Regions from separate parts of the Mus musculus genome. Here region 2 is linked to region 1. The links are chromatin contacts, found by POLR2A ChIA-PET in ENCODE. All regions are on one chromosome and are shown on one strand. Each heading gives the region's core, a stretch centred on a gene start or an enhancer-like site at or near the end of the contact. The rest is flanking DNA. Distances are from core to core; before and after follow the strand shown. Region 1 holds the start of Scly (selenocysteine lyase). Region 2 holds the start of Klhl30 (kelch-like 30).

Evidence for each region. ChIA-PET counts read pairs that join two places held with the same protein, here RNA polymerase II (POLR2A).
Region 2: POLR2A ChIA-PET joins it to region 1 with 14 read pairs in Patski. The contact joins the promoter of Klhl30 here to the promoter of Scly in region 1. POLR2A ChIA-PET finds 5 or more read pairs at or near these places in 3 of 5 experiments (Patski and embryonic stem cell).

What each region holds. Positions count from the first base shown.
Region 1 is chr1:91,296,194-91,300,175 of GRCm38, forward strand. Scly (selenocysteine lyase) reads left to right here and starts at 2,145. Exons shown (of 12, transcript NM_016717.3): 1 at 2,145-2,255. The coding sequence starts at 2,203. It also overlaps the pseudogene Gm7785.
Region 2 is chr1:91,348,898-91,352,879 of GRCm38, forward strand. Klhl30 (kelch-like 30) reads left to right here and starts at 2,176. Exons shown (of 8, transcript NM_027551.2): 1 at 2,176-2,238.

The DNA.
Region 1 (3,982 bases), core at 895-3,394:
GAATAGAGCATTTTGCTATTGTTGTAATTCTGTTCAGAAGTTACCAATTTGTGCACAGTGTGGGAAAACAAAGTGTATGATGAAGTCTTCAGACTGTGTTATCAAGCATGCTGGTGTGTACAGTACTGGCCTTGTTATGGTGGGTGCAATATGTGACTTCTGCGAAGCTTGGGTTTGCCATGGGAGGAAGTGTCTTAGCACCCATGCCTGTGCCTGAATGTGAGCAAGGGGTATGGGACCATGGAGGAAGAATATTCAGCTGTTCGTTTTGCCATAATTTTCTCTGTGAAGATGACCAGTTTGAGCATCAAGCCAGCTGCCAAGTTTTAGAAGCAGAAACATTTAAATGTGTTTCCTGCAGTCAACTTGGCCAGCATTCATGTCTCCGCTGTAAGGCTTGTTTCTGTGATGAACATACAAGGAGCAAAGTGTTTAAGCAAGAAAAAGGAAAACAACCTCCTTGCCCTAAATGTGGGCATGAAACACAGGAGACAAAGGATCTTAACATGTCAACACGCTCCTTGAAATTTGGCAGGCAGACTGGAGGAGAAGAAGGGTATGATGCGTCGGACAAGTATGGAGATACTGGATACCATGATGAGGAGGAGGAGGATGAAGCAGAGGATGAAGAGGAAGAAGATGGGAAGGACTCAAATGCTGAGTCATCAGATCTGTTCAGTAACTTGAATTTAGGAAGGACCTATGCCAGTGGCTACGCTCACTACGAGGAGCAGGAGAGCTAGGAGCTGCCCCTTGTTGGCACTTGTGGGAAGAGCAGGCTGAATCTGAGGATGCTCAGACGGACCCTCCCTTGCCTTGTCCAAAAGGCCAGTCACACTGGGCTCGGGAGGTTCTAGCAGTTTATAGGGATGCTATGTGAACTTGCAGTGTATGTAAAGTGAGTTAGATGTATGACAGATGGAGCATCATGGATTGGGTTATTACTGAGTTCAATAATCGGGTGGGTTTTGCCAGCTAGAAACATAATAAAATACACGATAAAGGAATAGAAAGCAAATATATTTATTTGAAATTAAATTACCGTCTTTATTAAAGGCACTGCTTATAAATTCATGTCTCTGATTTTACAAAGTGTAATGGGTAAAATTACCATATTCTTTTTCTTATTTCAATCCATACAATGAGAGTCATGTTCAGTTTTTCACTGACTTCATGCTGGGTAATGTTCACTCTGCATTAGCGGTTGCCATGTTCACCGTTTTCTTACAATGTCTATCCAGTGCTTGTTACTGTCTCACTGACAGACAGAAGTCTAGCTGTTTTCATCCACATAATGGCAGGCAGGACTAGTGTTGCTGATGCTTCACCCAGAGAATCTCATTTTACAATAAAGTTAGCATTATACTTGAAAAATAAAAAATAAAACACACGTTCAGAACTCACTTTGTAGACCAGGCTGGCCTCGAACTCACAGAGATTGGCCAGCTTATGCCTCTGGAGGGCTGGGATGAAAGGCCAGTACTACTACTGTCCTGCTTCACGCCTTTCAATTGTTTAAAAAAAGATTTTTATGTGTATGAGTCTGTTTATGCGTCTGTCTGCACTTACATACGAGCACCATGTGCATGCCTAGTGACTATAACCTTCCATAATTTTAACAGCCCTGCTTAGCTCACCTCTGATCTAGATCGCCTCAAAAGTATCAACACATAACTTCCTAATTTCAGGCAATTAAATCATTCGCGAAGGCGGATGTGGGGTATCCTATGTCCAGCGAGCACTAGCCGCCAACCCTTCCAGGCGCTCAGTCTTGGCTGCTGCGGTGCCTCTCATTGCACCGCGCATCCTAACACTTTTACTTCCATGAACTTTGCGGCGACCGGTGAAGTCACTGGTCCTTCTGTCACTAGTGACAGCCCAGGGAGGTGGGCTCCCAGAGCACGGTGCCAGTAGCTGGAGCACCCAGATGACTCGCCATGAGCGGCGCGCGCTTTGCCGATGACCGGTTAGATAGGACCGGCAGCGCGGTGGCCCTACTAAGGTAGTCTCCAGCTCCGTCCCACTGCCACCTGACCCCACATGACCAATCAACCAGTCAGGGGCGGAGGCAGGGCCCGTGCGGCTCACAGATTGGCCAAAGCGCGAAGCGCAGCCAATGCGGATACTCCGGGACCCGAGGCTCCGCCCATTCAGAGACTTCGGGGCGCTCAGGCTTGGGGTGACCTGCCGGCGATCAGGGGGATGGACGCGGCGCGAAATGGCGCGCTGGGCAGTGTGGAGAGCCTACCCGACAGGTGCGCTCCCTTCAAGGAGCCCGCAGGGCCTAGGGACACCTGGGGGACCTCAGTGAGTGTATGGTGAGGCGGGAGGAAGGGACACGCAGAAGCGTCCGGCCACAGGAACCGGGAGAGAACAGGCTACCGCCCAAGCTGAGGGCAGAAGGGGGCCCACGGGTGACAACTGTGCCGAGTGTGGCCACATCATCCTCCCGCGTTTCGGGCTTCTTCCCAGGGAATGGGCTCTTCCTGGAGGTTGGAACTGGCAGCCGAATCGCGATTATCTGCGTTTTACAAGAATCGCCGCTGCTTAGAGTCTAGGATGGCGTGGCTGTGGGACGGGGGGGAACGGGGGGGGGGGACGGGACTTTGGGGCCCATTTGACCACCCGAAGGTTTAAAGTGGGCTTTGGGGCGGGAACCCTAGGAGCACCAGGACAGTGGGGGAGACCTGCCTTCTCTTGCTGTCCACTGGGCTGTGGGACCTCCTCCCCTGGCGCGCAAGGAACCGGAGGTCCTGGCTCAGCCTTCTCCCACCCAGGAATGTGTTATACCAGAAGCCCCCTCTCCATCCCCATCTCATTTTTTTCTTCTTTCTCTTTTCTCTTTTACCCCCGGTCCCTCCTCCACCTCAGCCCCATAAGGCCTCGATATGTAGTCCAGGCTACTCCTGCCTTCTCCGATATGGTGGAACTTGCCTATAATCCCAACACTGAGGACAGGAGGATTGTGATTTGGAGGCCAGCTTGGATCACACAGTGAGAACCTGTCTCATAAAGGCCTAAGCCTGGTGGCTTGAGCCTATACCAGACGTTTATTAAGCAGTTTCACTTTCTCTAGGAAGCCCGCTAATAACAGAGTCAATCGCTGATAAAATGCAAACCATAAACCAGTTCGGCCAAGCTATAGATGGGAAAACCAGTCACTTGGCAGGCCTATGGGTGTGCAGCACTTTGGGGGCTCTTTATTTCTAGGAAGGAACAGACTTGGGACACAGGCAAAGCCTGCGGCAATGGGAATTCCAGCCCCAGGGTGGTCAGGTAGGTCCACATTACAAAGCCCAGCCTTGCAAGATCAGGTGACTGCGTGGCACTTAAAGCAAAGATAGGAGATGAAAGCTTCTTCCTGCCTGTTCTGCCGTGCTCCCCTGGACATAGTTGGGCAGTGTGTGCTGGCTCACCACTGCATCGGCTTGAACACTGGTTTGATGTAAAACCAAGTGAAATAATGACTGTTTTCAGGCCCGATTGCCTACCATAGAGATTTCCGAAGGTCTGGGACCCTGGTGAGAACACAAGCAGATAACTCTCCTTAGGGAGGGTCTCTGGGGCTTTGAACTCTGTGTCCTGTGGATGAAGTTCCTACATAGGAAGACAAAGCCTGCTTGTTCCTGGAGCTGCTCATCACTTGCTCCCTAGAGAGGACACTAAGCATGTGACTCTTGGGTCAGATGATGAATGGGTCCACAGCGGAAGACAGGGAGGGAGGGAGGGAAGGAAGAGGGCCAGGCTGCGTGCGGCCTACAGTTTCCAATCGAACCCTGGAGCCTCATCCAAACAGATCTGCTGAAGCACAGACTTTAAAAAGTTTAGGTAGAGTGGGGGTGGGGCAAGAAAAACTGAAAATGCAAGTTGCCCCAGGGAGAGACCTGCCCAGTAAAAGCCAGGGAGGGGACAGCCATAGCCCTGGGAAGCCTCCAGCAAAGATGAGTACAAAGCTCCTTCCTAGAGGCAGTTCCTGGAGGAC
Region 2 (3,982 bases), core at 926-3,425, 53 kb after region 1:
GGGACCCTGTCTGTGAGAACATCACTTCCATCCCTAGTGCCCTCCCAAAGCAGCATACCTATGGTTATTCTACATGTGAGAAGGAGGGAGGTACTGATGATACGGCCTAGCCTGCTCACCCAGGCTGAGGTGTCCCTTCTGTGCACTGAGGTATCCTACCTGTGCATTAAAGCACCCTGTACTGGCTGGTTTTGTGGTCAACTTAACACAAGCTGGAGTTATCACAGAGAAAGGACCCTCCCTTGAGGAAATGCCTCCATGAGATCCAGCTGTAAGATATTAGTGATCAAGGATGGGAGGGACCATTGTGGGTGGTACTATCCCTGGGCTGGTAGTCCTTGGTTCTATAAGAAAGCAAGCTGAGCAAGCCAGGGGAAACAAGCCAGTAACATCCCTCTGTGGCCCCTGCATCAGCTCCTGCTTCCTGACCTGCTTGAATTCCAGTTCTGACTTCCTTTGGTGATGAACAGCAACATGAAAGTGTATGCTGAATAAACACTTTCCTCCCCAACTTGCTTCTTGTTACCATGTTTTATGCAGGAATAGAAACTCTGACTAAGACAATTTGGTACCAGCATAGTGGGGTATTCCTATGACAACCTGACCATGTTTCGGGAGGACTGTGGAAGGACTTTGGAATTTTGGGCTAGAAGATCCATTCGGTGTTAAGAGCTCTGTGGGGTGTTCTGAAGGCGCTTGGAAGATAATGTTGAGAACAGTGCAGAAGATGGAGGCCTTGCTTGTGAAATTTCAGAGGGAAGATTAAAGACTCTTATCAGGGCCATTGCTGTTTTGATTGGGAAGATTCTGTAGTTCTGGTTAGCTGGGACTGAAGAATCAGCTGTGATTAACAAGATACCAGAACTAGTAAAGTGAAACCTTTGTATTACTGGGACAATTGATGCTGGTTACCTGGAGCTAAGAAATTAGCGGTGATTAAGAAGAGATTAAGAGCATCATTGAGGTGACATCTTCTGGGAAGTGTTTTCTGAGAGTACAGAGGCTGTGTTCCAGAGATAGCCAAGGTTGTACCTTGGGCTGTGGCTGGACTTGGTAATGTGTAAGAGTCATCCAGTTGGTACTGGTTTTGGAGGCATGAAGGGGTCATGAAGAGCAGCTGAGCTCGGCACTGTGAGAGGCCACGGAAGGTCATTGGTGAAGGTAGAAACCCTTTCCTCCCCAACTTGCTTCCTGGTCATGTTTTGTGCAGGAATAGAAACTGACTAAGATCCCCCTTACCTGGGAAGCTTGGCTCTCGCCCTCCTCAGTTCCCTGGCACAACCTGACGTTGGGTGGCATCAGTAACCTAGACTCTGTCTGTGAAGTGTGTCCCCATGAACCACACACTGCATGGAAGATTACAAACTTCAGCTGCTTTATTTTTAGATGACCCTATTTCTCCGCTGCCTGGAGCACCCAGGAAGGAGGGAAACACCAGGGCAGCCCAAGGCCAAGGCTTTGTTTGTTATGTAGAGAGAACCCCAGGCTCTCCCACCTGCACACCCAGGTGTCAGGGAGCCTGTCCATGCCCTGAGCACAGCCTTTACCCCTGAAGTCTCACCCACTTTCACCATGGACCCCAAGCTTTGAGACTAGGCTGACCAACCTGTGCTTACTCAAGATAAGTAAGCAACAAGTGCAAGCTGTTAAGTGCAAGCCCAGAGCAAGTGCAGAGCTAGCTCTAGATATGTCCCACAACAGTTAGGGAACCTCCCTGCTCCAAGAGCCCAAGAGACATCACCCTCTCAGGCGCCATGTTGTCCCATTCCACAGAGGGACCATGGCTATCTGGGTCCCTGTCAGTTCAGCATGAAGCAGTACAAGAAGGTCCTGAGCAACCTTCTATGGCCCGACAGACCCCAGTACAGACTCCTGCTGTCTCCACCCTGCATGTGTCTGTCTTACATTCTCGGCTCCCCCACCTCAGCCTAACTGCCCGGGATGAATCAAAGCACCAACTTGTCCAAGTTCCCTACTGCCCCTACTGTAACCCAGAGACCTCCTGTGTGATAGAGACAGTGTAGCTTTTCAAAGGAGACAGTCTTCGAAGAGCTGTGACCTCACTCCTCCCCCCCTTTCACCCATACAGAAGCTAAAAATACCCCTAAGTTCCCACGTGGTCTGCCCAGCCCAGCCTAGCCCAGCCCAGCAGGTCTCCTTTGTGGCCCACACTTCAGCCTAAGTCCTGCCCTTTGGTCTATGGTCTCAGCAAGGAGCCCTAAGGGAGTCTACTAACAGGTAAGACCAGGGGTTCTATAAGGAGGTGAGTTCTGGCTAAGCTTAGCAGAGCCGTCTACAGGCAAGGGGCTCCTGGGAGCTGGGTGGGCTCAGAGAGAGAAGTCGGACTTCAGGAATGCAGTCAGAGCTGCATTAGCAGGGCTGAATTAAAGCTATTGGCATGAGCATGCCCTGGTAAGACTCTGAACTCCCACTTTACCCTCCAGCCTCCGTGGGGCTACAGGGCAGCAGGTGTCTGAAGGTGTCTCTGAGGTCCCTTGGAGACGTGCAGCATGCACAGGCCTGGTTGAACCATTGTAGCTATGAGCCAAAGAGTCCAGCAGTGACCGGAATGCAAGGCCTGTGGGTGTTGCCTTGGGCACAGCCCTTCCTGCACATGCCTCAGCTAAAATACTATAACCCCAACCAGAGGCCTCCCTAAGAGGTTAGACAGAATGGATTCCTGGTGGCTTTGAGGGTCCTGAGCTTCCCTTTGTAGGCCTAAGCCAAGGCTGCTCCTTGAACATCCTCCTGAGTAGATGCTTAGGTAGGTCCCTGTGCTGTAGGAAGGAGAGGGCATGGGGATGGGGGTGTGGGTCTCAAGTGCCCAACCAGCCCCAAGCCGCAGGCCCTGTGGTTTGCCAGTTCACTGGATAGTGCTCATCCTTTGATGTCCCTGTGTTCTAGGAATCCACCAGTCTTGCTAATCCTCTATCACTGGTGACTGTGTGAGGGACCCCTGGGAGGGCAATACACTACCACTGTGCGGCTTTCAGCTGTGAGGGACTCTGTGTATACCCTCCCATCTCTCCTTAGCGTTGTCCCTCCCCCTCCCCCTTCATGCTTTTTCTTCCCTTAATTCCCTTTTTTTTCCCCCACCCCCACCCCCTTCCCTTTCACCCTCTTACTCCGGTCCCGCCCCCCCCCTCTCCAGCCCATAGGTTCTTTATTTGTTTCTCATTATGGATGATTGTGAGCCACCATGTAGTTGCTGGGATTTGAACTCATGACCTCTGGAAGAGCAGTCAGTGCTCTTAACCGCTGAGCCTTCTTTCTAAAAAAGAAAAAAAAATTTTTTTTTTTCTTTTATAAGGTCTCACTCTGTAACCCAAGCAGACCTTGAACTTACTGGTAAGCCTCCTGCCTCAGCTTTGGGATTGTAGGTGTGCCCCACTGTGACCAGTGACTGTTATCTTTGGCAGTTTTCTTAGGGCAAAATACCAGACATTCTTAAGGTTAGGTCTAGAAGTGGAATCTGCTGACAGGCTGTGCACTCAACAGGATGGGAAGCTGCTGTGGTTATATTTTGAGTTCTATGGTTGCAAGCCAGGCTCTGAATTCAGTTGCCACCCCCAACCCCCTCCCCGCCCCTCAACATCTGCTTCTTAGCTCTGTGGGCTTGGGTTGATGACTCAAACTCTGTGGATCAGGTTCTCTGTAAAATACCAGCACTCAGTTGGCAGAGTGGTGGCAAGGCCAAGTGTGAACACAGGAAGAGGTCTGGGAACCTGTGCATAGGCGCTGCCCCAAGGGTGACTGAACCAGAGTCAACCCAATCACCCAGCAAGTTCATGCAGACAGGCAGTAAAAACCAACGGGGTAGAGTAAAACCAGTGGCTAGCCCAGCAACATGGCCCCTGGGAGGGAGATGCCTCTTGGGCTCTTAGAGCAGGGAGGTTCCCTAACTGTTGCAGGAAATATCTAGAGCTAACCCTGAACCAGGTGATCTCACTTGCTCAGTCTCTCAGCCTGCCAACTTGCCAAC